Linked DNA regions of Homo sapiens: region 1 is linked to region 2. Evidence: chromatin contacts called from ENCODE Hi-C data. All regions are on one chromosome and are shown on one strand. Each heading gives the region's core, a stretch centred on a gene start or an enhancer-like site at or near the end of the contact. The rest is flanking DNA. Distances are from core to core; before and after follow the strand shown.

What was found. Hi-C counts contacts between places; a loop is a spot of excess contacts on that map. Pooled maps may share reads with other maps.
Region 1: a loop to region 2 is called in a pooled map, with 31 times the contacts of the local background. The contact joins the promoter of PHF14 here to the promoter of ARL4A in region 2. A Hi-C loop is called at or near these places in 11 of 50 pooled maps.

Annotation. Positions count from the first base shown.
Region 1 is chr7:10,969,954-10,975,346 of GRCh38, reverse strand. It overlaps PHF14 (PHD finger protein 14), which reads right to left and starts at 1,475. Exons shown (of 18, transcript NM_001007157.2): 1 at 1,023-1,475; 2 at 402-512. The coding sequence starts at 1,023. RefSeq lists silencers at 631-680, 1,661-1,720, 2,231-2,280 and an enhancer at 1,411-1,705.
Region 2 is chr7:12,685,421-12,690,956 of GRCh38, reverse strand. ARL4A (ARF like GTPase 4A) reads right to left here and starts at 3,324. Exons shown (of 2, transcript NM_005738.5): 1 at 3,229-3,324; 2 at 1-2,791. The coding sequence starts at 2,702. The coding sequence ends at 2,100. It also overlaps the pseudogene LOC100505995. RefSeq lists silencers at 3,760-3,809, 4,010-4,289 and an enhancer at 3,279-3,815.

The DNA.
Region 1 (5,393 bases), core at 226-2,725, 1.7 Mb after region 2:
CCTAAGAGATTGTCAAGTGATCTGAAAAAAGAAGAACCCTGCTCAGGGACTATTAATGGTCCACACACCTCTCAGGATACTTTTCTACTTCGGGATATCTTTCAGTTTTTTCCTCTATAATATAAGCATAAATATATTTTAAGGTGTAAAACAGAGAAATCCTTTTGCATCTTTGGAAAAAGTCCTTCCCCTGACTGCTAATTATCTCTGAGGAAAACAGAAGCAATTATAGGTCTAGTGACAGGATCTAAAGGCAAAATGGGAAATCAAATGGACAAAATAAATGAAGTTTACGTGCTTTCACTTAAAATTGGCATTTTAATCAAAACCGATTTAAAAAGTCTAAAAATAAGCCTAACTCCAGAAAGCTGGGAAAGGGGAAGAGAGAAGGAAATATTTACCTGAGGCATCTCCAACTTTAAAATCACTGTCATCTGAACTATCATAATCAAGAGCTTCCAGCAGAGAAGCTGCCAAAGGCTTCACCTGCCTCCTCTTGGAGCTGCGATCCACTGTGAAGAGAAAAAAATTACATTGTCATTCATAATCACACCAAACACAGGGGAGAGTTGTGGTGCTAAGAGAACATAAAGATGACCTCGCACAAGGAATTTTTGTCTAACTGAGTTCTCAGCAAAAGGGGTCAGGAGAAGGTTGGGGTGCAGAAGCAGGGTGGGGAGGGCTGGACAGCTCCACGGGCAGTTTCAAAGGCAGCTCCAGCCCTGATGCTGCCAACGCCAACTCAGACCAGCTAAAATCGAAGCTGACCCTCTTGCTCATCTTTTCGAGATGTTTCTGCACCTTCCTCGTAATCCCCCACTTAGACATCGTAACAGTCAATAAAAACGGCAAAAATCAGGGAATAAAACAAGCGGGCTTCATTCCCGCGGACCATGGAGGGCGAGGGTCCACCAATCCTGCTTTCCCGCAGGACTCTCCCACCCCTGCCCTGCTCCCACCGGCCCTGACTTCTAGAATGGCTGAAATGGACCTCTCGCCGCAGAGGCCTCGGATACACTTACTAAGGAATCCGTGAGGTGGTCGTTTGGAGAAGACTTAGGGAGAGGCTGCAGGAGCCCAGGCAGCGCCGAGGTCGGGGACTGGGGCCGCGAAGACAAGTCCGAAAGATGCTATTTAAAACCGGCGCGCAGCCAGCCGGACAGGGGCGCTCCCAAGAGTAGCCCCGCGGTCCCCTAACCCCCCGCCCCCCCGGCCTCGCCTGGCCCTGGCCGCTCGAGCCCCTTCCCACAGCGCTCCCTGGCCGGAGAAGACCTCCGGCCCAGGCAGCGCAGTCAACCCGGCGGCCCCGGGGAGTTAATTTCTCCCGTTAAAACTAGAAGAAAAAAAATTAAAGAAAGAAAAACTTTATTAGCCTGGACCAGAAGCAACGAAAGACCAGAAATTGCACAGCGCGAGGGCGGCTGCCTCAGACAATAGGGAAAGCAGCGACCCGGATACAGCTCTGAAAAGGAAGTGAAAACACGAGGCTGAGCGCAGCCCTGAGAGCAGCAGGAATTGAGGGCGCATGCGCAGGACTCGCCCCCGCGCACCCTTCCCGAGCAGGAGCCGAACAGAGCCGAGTGAAAGCCCAGGGAGCCGCGCGGAGGCGAGCGGAGCCGAGTAGTGCCAAGGCGGAGCAGAGATCCCCGCCAAACCCTGTGCAATTCCGCCCATAAACCCCAAAGGCTCCGCCCTCTCCGCGCCTAATTCACCTCCTGAGTCCAAATCCCTGGGAGGCCAGTTTTTGTTTCTGATCTGTTTTTTAAGGATTTACTGAGTAAACGTTCCACAAAGGGATGTTTGCTACCTTAAGCCACTACCAATATTTAAATGATATTGTCACCGGTAGAGGATCGTGACTGCAAGTTGTCCAGGTTCTTGGCGTTTTTAACAAAGAATTGGACAAAACGCCCAGCAAAGCAAAGAAAGAATGAAGCAACAAAACAACAAAAGCAGGGACTTATTGAAAATTAAAGCACGCTCTGTACGGAAGCGACCTGAGCAGCGGCTCAAGGGCCCGGATACAGAATCTTGAGTCCAAATACCCTCTAGAAGCTTCCTATTGGCCACCTAATGCTCACCTCATGTAAATGAAGTAACGCGCAATCAGTCTGATTGGTTGCAGAAAGCAGCCAACCAGAGGCTGAAGTGAAGTTACAAAGGTCATGCTCCTGTGCAAACATTGGTGCAAAAAGCAATCAATCAGAGGCTAGGGTGAAGTTACAAAGTGGTATACCTCTATGCAAAGGAAGATTTCCCCTGCAATCAGTTTGATTTCTTGCAGATGGTGAAGTTACAAAGTGATACTTCTATGCAAAGGAAGACTCTCCTGCAATCAGTCTGATTTGCTGCCCACAGCCAATTTCCCATCTGCCCTGCAGAAAAAGTGGGGGTTTGCAAAGGGAGTAGCCTCTGGTCCTTTTGTTACTTAGGCATGGAAAGTTAGGGGTTTCCTTTCAATTTAGTTCTTAGGAAGTCGGAGTGACACATCCTTAGGTTCCCTGCCTCCACACCCTATTCTCCTGCCTCACTCTCACCCAAACTATCATTGCCATGTGACCTCTCAAACTTTTCTATTGTGCTATAGAAACTTCTATTCCAAAATGTATAACCTACTTAGTAAACATTTTTCCTTTTCAATGCCCATTCTTTTTACCTCCTCATCTGAAATAGAAACAGTTACCCTGCAGCCCTCTCAAATGAAAACCACTCATCCTTCCATACTTCATTTTCTCAAGGTGCAGAAGTGGCATCCCATGCTTAATACTCCTCATTGCCTTTCAGATATTTATTCTTCCAGTTAAAATCCTAGGAACTTGGTTATTTTAAAAACTCCACTCTGGGAATTTCACTTCCATTCTACTTTAAACACCAACCATATCATGGACTGATAGTCTTATCTATGAAATTATAAATCCAAATATTCCACTGTTTGACAATAGCCTTTTAGATTTATTTGGAGCAATTATGCTGAATCATCTAAAAGAGAAATTCAAAATCTGGCATTCGTGTTTATGTAAAACTAATTTCTAGAAGGAGATTTTCAGAATCAAAATGTATTAATTCATTTACTTTAATAAATAACACCTAGTTGCTCTAGAAAAACTGTACTGCCGGGTGCGGTGGCTCACGCCTGTAATCCCAACACTTTGGGAGGCTGAGGCGGGTGGATCACTTGAGGTTGGGAGTTCGAGACCAGCCTGCCCAACATGATGAAACCCCGTGTCTACTAAAAATACAAAAATTAGCTGGGCGTGGTGGCACATACCTGTAATTCCAGCTACTTGGGAGGCTGAGGCAGGAGAATCACTTGAACCTGGGAGGCAGAGGTTGCAGTGAGCAGAGATCACGCCACTGCATTCCAGCCTGGGTGACAAGAGTGAAACTCCGTCTCAAAAAAAAAAAAAAAAAAGTCTGTACTAATATATATACCACCAAGAGTGGATAAGAATTCTTTCTAGTTTTCCAAACCTGTGGCCATTGGATATCAGCAATCATTTTTTTTTAACTTTTAATTTTGAAGTAATTTCAGATTTACCAAAAAGTGCAATAATAATACTGAGTTTTTGTACATCCTTCACCTAGCTACCACTAATATCAGTATCTTATATAACCATAATACATTTATCAAAACTAAGAAACTAACATGAGTACAGTTTTGTTGACTAAACACTTTATTTATATTTCACTAATTTTCCTACTAATGTCCTTTTTTCTGTTCCAAGATCCAATCCAGAAGACAATATTGCATTTAGGTTATTAATCTTTTGCAATTCATGTATTGAAAGAAAGTAAGAGAAGGAAAGAAGGAGAAAAGGAGGGAAGGAAGAGAGGGAGGGAAAAAGGAAGAAGAAAAGTAGGGTAAAAAGAAAAGAAAAAAATTACCTAATTCCTTTTTTTGACCTGCATTCAATAAACATGGAAAGAACTGCTGGTTGTTTCCCAATACCCATTATCTCCTTTTTCTTCAAAAATGGAAGCTCCAAATTTTAACTGGGCATAAGTTTTCAAAGAATAAAGACATAATATACCAACTTTCTTGATGTTGCTTGGAGTTATGCAGTTAAGTTCTGGCCAATTGCATGTCAGCAGAAACAGTACGTGCAACTTCCAGGAAATGATATTAAATGAAGGGGCTTGAACTTTTCCCTCCCTTTTGTGAATGCTTGTTATTGCTTTTTCTTGCCTAATTGCTCTGCCTAGAACCTGCAGAACATTGTTGAATAAATGTGGTGAGGGAAAGACTTCTTTGTCTTGTTTCTGACTTTAGGAAGAAAACTTTCAGTCTTCCACTTAGTCTTATGTTATCTATAGTTTTTCAAAGATGCCCTTTTTCAGGTGGAGGAACTTTCCTGTTCCTAGTTTGCCAACTGTTTTTATCATGAAAGAGCTTCGAATTTTATTAAATACTCTTTCTCTGTCTATTGAGATGATCATGTGATTTTTGTACTTTATTTTTTCAATATAGTATATTACTATATTGCTTGATTTTTATTTGTTTAATCAACCTTGCACTTCTAGTATAAATTCTACTTAGTCATGTTGTATAAATCTTTTTATAGATGCTAGATTCAGTTTGCTAGTATTTTGTTGATTTTTGCACCCATATTTATAAAGGAAATTACATTTTGATGTCATATAAAGAATTTGTCTTTATTGGTTGTAAACTGGCTATAATAGCATCTCCAATAATATTCTGCTGAACATCTTTAAGGCGTATGTGATAAATTACTCTTGGCATTCTTAACTCAGAATTTTTTGGGGGAGCTGTAGGGGGATGGAGTATTGCTTTGTTGCCCCGGCTGGAGTGTGTAGTGGCAGCAATCTCAGCTCACTGCAACCTCCGCCTCCCAGGTTCAAGTGATTCTCCTGCCTCAGCCTCCCTGGTAACTGGGATTACAGATGCCTGCTACCATCCCTGGCTAAGTTTTATAATTTTAGTAGAGACAGGGTTTCACCATGTTGGCCAGGCTGGCCTTCAACTCCTGACCTCAACTGATCGCCCACCTCAGCCTCTCAAAGTACTGGGATTACAAGTGTGAGCCACTGCACCCAGCCTTAACTCAGAAAATTTTGAGTCTCCTAATGCTCTGCCATCTTCTTGGTAGAATATTTATGTTATGTAATCCATCATGTTTCTCTTTTATTCTAGTTGCCAGGTATTCAAATTCAAGATATTTATGCATGACTACACAAAGAAGAAGAATTATATAATAATTATCATTTCCAAAAAACAGCGAGCACAAACTGCCTCAATGTAGGATTTTGCCAAATAATATTCTTAATGTCCACAATTCTGTCTAATTAAGCAAACTAAATATGACTGCACAAGCATCAGTAATAATTATGAAAAGCAGAGTTCTATATTCAGAAATGGTCTTTCAAACTACTCC
Region 2 (5,536 bases), core at 2,075-4,574:
GGTTTTATAGCTGAAATTGTCTTTTATAAATCAAAGTTTGTACAGTGTTCATACCATTTTCTCTTTTGTTGTCCATGAAATATGAAAAACTTAGATAACATTAATTTGTTTACGTACTTAGGCTACAAAGGGTCAACACACAAGCTTTTGAAATACTTAAAAACAGCACTATTTTACATAGTAGGTAGACAGAAAGTACAGGCAAACTGGTAAATCTAATTGATACACAGATTTTTTTTTTCAGCAAGCTTTATTAATCCATCATGGATCTACTCATGTTTGCAGCAGATACCATGATTTCAGTATCAGTGAAGGGAGAAAAAAAAAAAAACAGCCTTCAATGCCTGTCACATCTAAGCAGATCTGAACTACTATGGGACTAAATAGCCTAGCTGGTCAATTGTTTTTACACATCTGATTAAAAGCTTCAGCAAAAGTGGAAATACATTAAAATTCAAAGTCAAATACTGTTCTCCTAGTGCCTCAAGTAGTTTATTGGTAGTTATTATCCACATTTCTATAAACATTCTAAGTGACCATCACTAGTGCAGGAATATTTAACATATGAAGGCTCCACATCAAGCTACTTCATTCATTTTGTGTGACACAAGAATCAAGGTTCCAAAAACTGTTATGCCACTGAAAAAAAAAAAAAACAAAAAAACAAAACCCAAAGCCAAAACAAATCCTGCTAGCAAAGTGCATTTCTTTTGGTGATTTTTCAGAACAGCTGTTGCTTTAGACATAAAAAATAAGCTGATTTAGTAAAATATGGTCACTGGAAGTAAGTGTCTGTAGATAAGAATTAGATAAAGGCCTTTCCTCCTTATAGAGCTTTTTATTCCAATGTAAACAGCACCAGTGAATTTTCATAAAACAGGTTTGTTATTTTCCCCTCATTTTCTATAATTGTAATTCTTATCTGCCATACTGTTACCATTTCTTCCTCTCTATAATCAGGACTGGACAGCCCATGTAACACTGTTCAATTTGTAAACAAAAAATTAAAGCTCGGAACACATACAGGTTATCTTTTACATTTTCATTCTACAGCGCATCAGGTATATTTATAAAGCTTTTGCTCTTCTCAACACACTACAAAAATATATAAAAACCACATTTGTTTTTAGCCAGCAAATATTAATAAAACAAATATCTTGTAACTGGAATATTTTAGAGACCACATATTTTAATTACATCCTCTTGACTAAATCGCCTTCTTCATAAATCCATATATGTATCCAGTGCATATTTATTAGTTTACATGCCCATATTTACTATGAATGAGTCAATCATTTTAGGTTCTTCAAGTGAAAGTGCTTCTGACAACAAACTATTCCTATAATAGCCCTAAATCCCCAAAAAAGTTGTTTTAAACCTGTGTAGAACGATGCATAGCTATTTCTAAAAAGTAAGACTACACACCAAAACATGCTTTGTCAGGAAAACTAATCCATGCACTTGAATATACCCCAAATATCTTATTTTTAATAAAGGTAGACCAACTTAAACATTGTCTAGAATTAAGCTATACTATTAAATTACTTGATTCCAGAAAGCGTCAAAAATCATTTGGCAGAAACTTAAAAAAGAAAATACTTACTCCTTGTCCCTTACTTCAAAAAAGGACTGGTTGGACCAATGTGATCAATATAACTGCATATATGTTAATCTACCTTAACATTTCCATCGATTAGCACTTGATCGTTACAAAGCCTTGTATGCAATTTTCTTGCAAAGGCTTCCCCCCGAAAGATGTAAGCACAAAACACTAGGCAGACACTCTTTAAAGTTTTATTTCACTAACTTCAGACCAAATTCCCACAACTGTGTTCTGGTCAATTTACTATCCTTGCTTGGCTTCCCCAAATGGTAGTACCAAAAGATTTGTGGGGTAGGGAGAAGAGACCACTTTAAGAAGCACTGCATTTACTCATCTTCCACAAGGCAACAGAGTTGGGCATCTGATTGTTCAACAAAACAAAGCTTTAATAGCATCCAGGAGGGCAGACAGGCAAACCACGCTGTAGACACTCTTCTATTTGTCAAAATCAGACCAGAGAAAACCTACTCCACACAGATATAATAGGTATTGATATTCATCTTTTCTTTTTCTGTTGCCGCAACATTTTTCTTCTTTTAATGATCATATCATGTAGTTTCTCAAGTCCTTCCTTTAGGCCATCTCCTATGATTGCACAGGTAGGCTGCAAATGCCAAGGAGTTGATGAGCTCAGTTCACCCATTGCTAACAATTTCTCAATTTCTGAAAGTGACAATGAGTTCCTCAAATCTTGTTTGTTAGCAACTATAAGTACAGGGACTCCCTGATTTTCTGATATCCTAGTTATTTTGTGAAGTTCAGTTTTGGCTTCTTCCATCCTTTCGACATCAACAGAGTCCACAACAAATACAATGCCATCTGTGCATCTGGTATATGACTTCCACAGTGGCCTTAATTTCTCCTGACCACCTACATCCCAGAAGTGAAAAGTGACTGTTTTAGAATTTCCCAAGGTTACCTTAATTTTCTCAGTGTTAAATCCTTTGGTAGGTACGGTATTTACAAATTCATTGAACTGCAGCCTGTATAAGACAGTTGTCTTTCCAGCACAGTCCAAACCCAGAATAACAATGTGGAAAGACTGAAATGAAGGCAGGTTGGACAGGATAGAAGTCTGGTCTGACAGCCCATTCCCCATTTCCAGGTGCAAATAAATGTCCCAAATTGAAATGCTTTTCTCTTCTTGGTTTACAACTTCTCTTGGTAGCTGATCCAGCTATAAGACTGCTGGGAGACGGAAGAAGGAATAAGTTATTCTCCCGAAATAATACATTAAAACAGGTTTGCTCTACTTTGCTAAAATAAACAACACGAAGAACTTACTATAACTTGCTGCGCTAAACAAACCAGACGAGATATGAAACGTACATGAAAACACACACAGTCCAAGACAAACGATGGAATAACAGTGATTGAAATTATCTGGTTTACTTAAATTGCAGTAATATGTACGTTTTTCTCCTGGGTCCCCAAACCTCAAAGACCTCATTCTGGAAAGAACCCAGTCACCAGTATCTGGTCTAAGTGGCCGTAACCACAAAGTGCCTATCTGGCAGAAAACTCATAGCAGATAGTCCTATCTTCGGAATCTAATTCCACATGCTTAACAGCATACCCAAGATCACTATTACCTCCTACCCCTTGCAAAATAACAACGTTCTCACCTCCCGATCTGGAGTCTGGGTCCAAATGAGAAAGCATTGGCAGGCGTTTCTACGCAGGGATAAGCACCCTTCCAGCTTAGCTCTCCAAGCAGCTCTGGCAGTTGCCGCACGAGAAACCTTGGACTCAGACTCCGACCACGCCCACTCCTCCCGGTCCACTCATGATCCCAAATCCCATTGGTCACCCGCATCAGGGAAGCCATGCAACTCCCGCCCCCGCTCCCTAATTGGTGAGGGTAACTGCCGCTCCCAGCGCGGCGGAGCTGAGCTCTCTCTCGGTCCACCGGCACCACCTGTTGCCCTTAAGTTAGAAAAGGCGGCGTTCCCAGAGGGAGCCGAGCAGCCGCTGCAGGTGAAGGGGAGCCTCGGGCGGTCAGGTCGCCGCCAGGCTGCCGGCTCCGTTCGGCCCGGCGCACCTGCAGCGCAGCCAGGGCGTCAAGCCAAGGCTCTCACATCCGGGGCCCGCAGTCACTGCCAACGCGTTAACCCTTTGTCCGCGGGCCCGAGGGTGCCGGCTGTTGCCGCGCGGGCCCCTGAGGCGCTAGAGATCCCACCTGGCGCGCCCGCCGGGATAAGCCCATCCTCCCCGAAGTGGGATCCCTTCACCCTGTCCCTCCGCACACGACCGGCTCTTCTCCCTCGGCAGGGCGTGGCCGCCCCGGCCGCCCACCCCGCCGCGGCTCACCTGACTAACCGTCCTTCCCTCTTCTTCATTCAGCGTCTCTCCCAGCCGCTGGGGAGGCGCGCTGATACCTGTTCCCTGGCACCAGGGAGGCGTGGGCGATGGCAGAGGACTGGGCGCCTGGCGGGCGCCGCGCGCCAGGCTGCCCTAACGGTGCTCGCCCGGCAGCTCCACGCGACAGTCCCCGCCCCCTGCCCGCGCGCCGCCCGGGCGCCGGCCTGTAGGGGGCGCGCAGGAGCCGCGTCTCCTAGCAACGCCAAAACAAGGTCGAGTTCGAATCGGCCTAGCGCTGGCTGCCCGCGAGGTCGGATGGGACTTCCGGCCTCACCCCTGAACGGTTGCTCCGGGTAGCTCTGTCTGCGGCGGCCCGCCAGCCTGGCACAGGCCCCGCCCGGCACCGCCTTCCCTCACGTCGTCTAGGGCGTCCGCGGGGCAGCAGCCACGTGATTCGCGGTTAGGGATTCCATAGTTCACGGGTTACGGCACACACGCGTTACGTATATATCGAGGTGACGTGGAAGTCCCCCAGTAGTTGACCTTAAACAGCCTGGGTTGACTGGCCTGGTAACTGCGCCTTCATTCGCTTTTTGTAGAGCAAATGAACGCGCTGTCTCACGTGTTTCTAGCAGCATCCCGGGGAACTGGCCACAGATAGAAATATTCCAGTTTGACACATAAGGAAATACACTCTGAAAGATGAAAGGGATGTTTCTTTTTTTCTTTTCTTTCAAATTGCTCACACAATTTTAATTGCAATAGATATAATTTCCAATATACCATTCAACTACACCATTTGTATGTGCTGGAGTGAGACAGGAGTATTTTGATTGAGTGTCCAGTTCTCTTTAAAACTAGCGTTTGCAGTTAACGACTTGGAAAATACAACACAAAAAGCCATCTAGCCTTTTTTTTTTTTTTAATCTCTATTTATCCCTTCAAAATTCCCTTTGTGGCCATATACATACTAGGTGGCTCTACCTGCAGAAAGCTGCATTTTCCAAGCAGCGGGAGAGTTTAATTCTTAACTTTCCTGTACTCCAGCCTCTGCTGGCTCCCTTGCATTTTTGTTTCCATCCTCTTCTTTGTCTTCTGTGCCTTTCGTTCTAGGTTAATCTGCGCAAGCTCTTCACTTTTGTCTGAATGTATTTTAGCGGTGAATTACTCCTTCTGGCTAAGAGCTTCACATCTTCAGTGTTAATGGTGGTGGTTTTCGCATGTCTTGCACACATTTCTAGATCTTGCACTGTCGAAAAGTCAGCTCCGAAATTGCTGCAATGATAAGTTTGCTGAACTGCATCTCTGCCCAATGCCACTTCCTCGCAAAGACAACCCACAGTGTAGTCCACTGCTGCCTCCTTTGGCCTCTGTTGGTAAGAAAATGGCTAAGAAAATCGCTGCTGCTCCTCCACCTCCACCTCCTCCTCCATCAGAACGGCGAGGCAAACGCGCAGAACAGAAAGGGGCTGTGGGGCAGCGGCCAGATTGGATTTTCTCTCCGCAGCCCCAAAGGGATGTTTCTAATGACCCAAGGAAAATTAGTGGTGGTCCTGGAACTGTTCATCTAAGTCTACTAGTCATCAAATGCAAAATGCTTTTCATTGGATGATTCTGACTAAATTTTGTCTT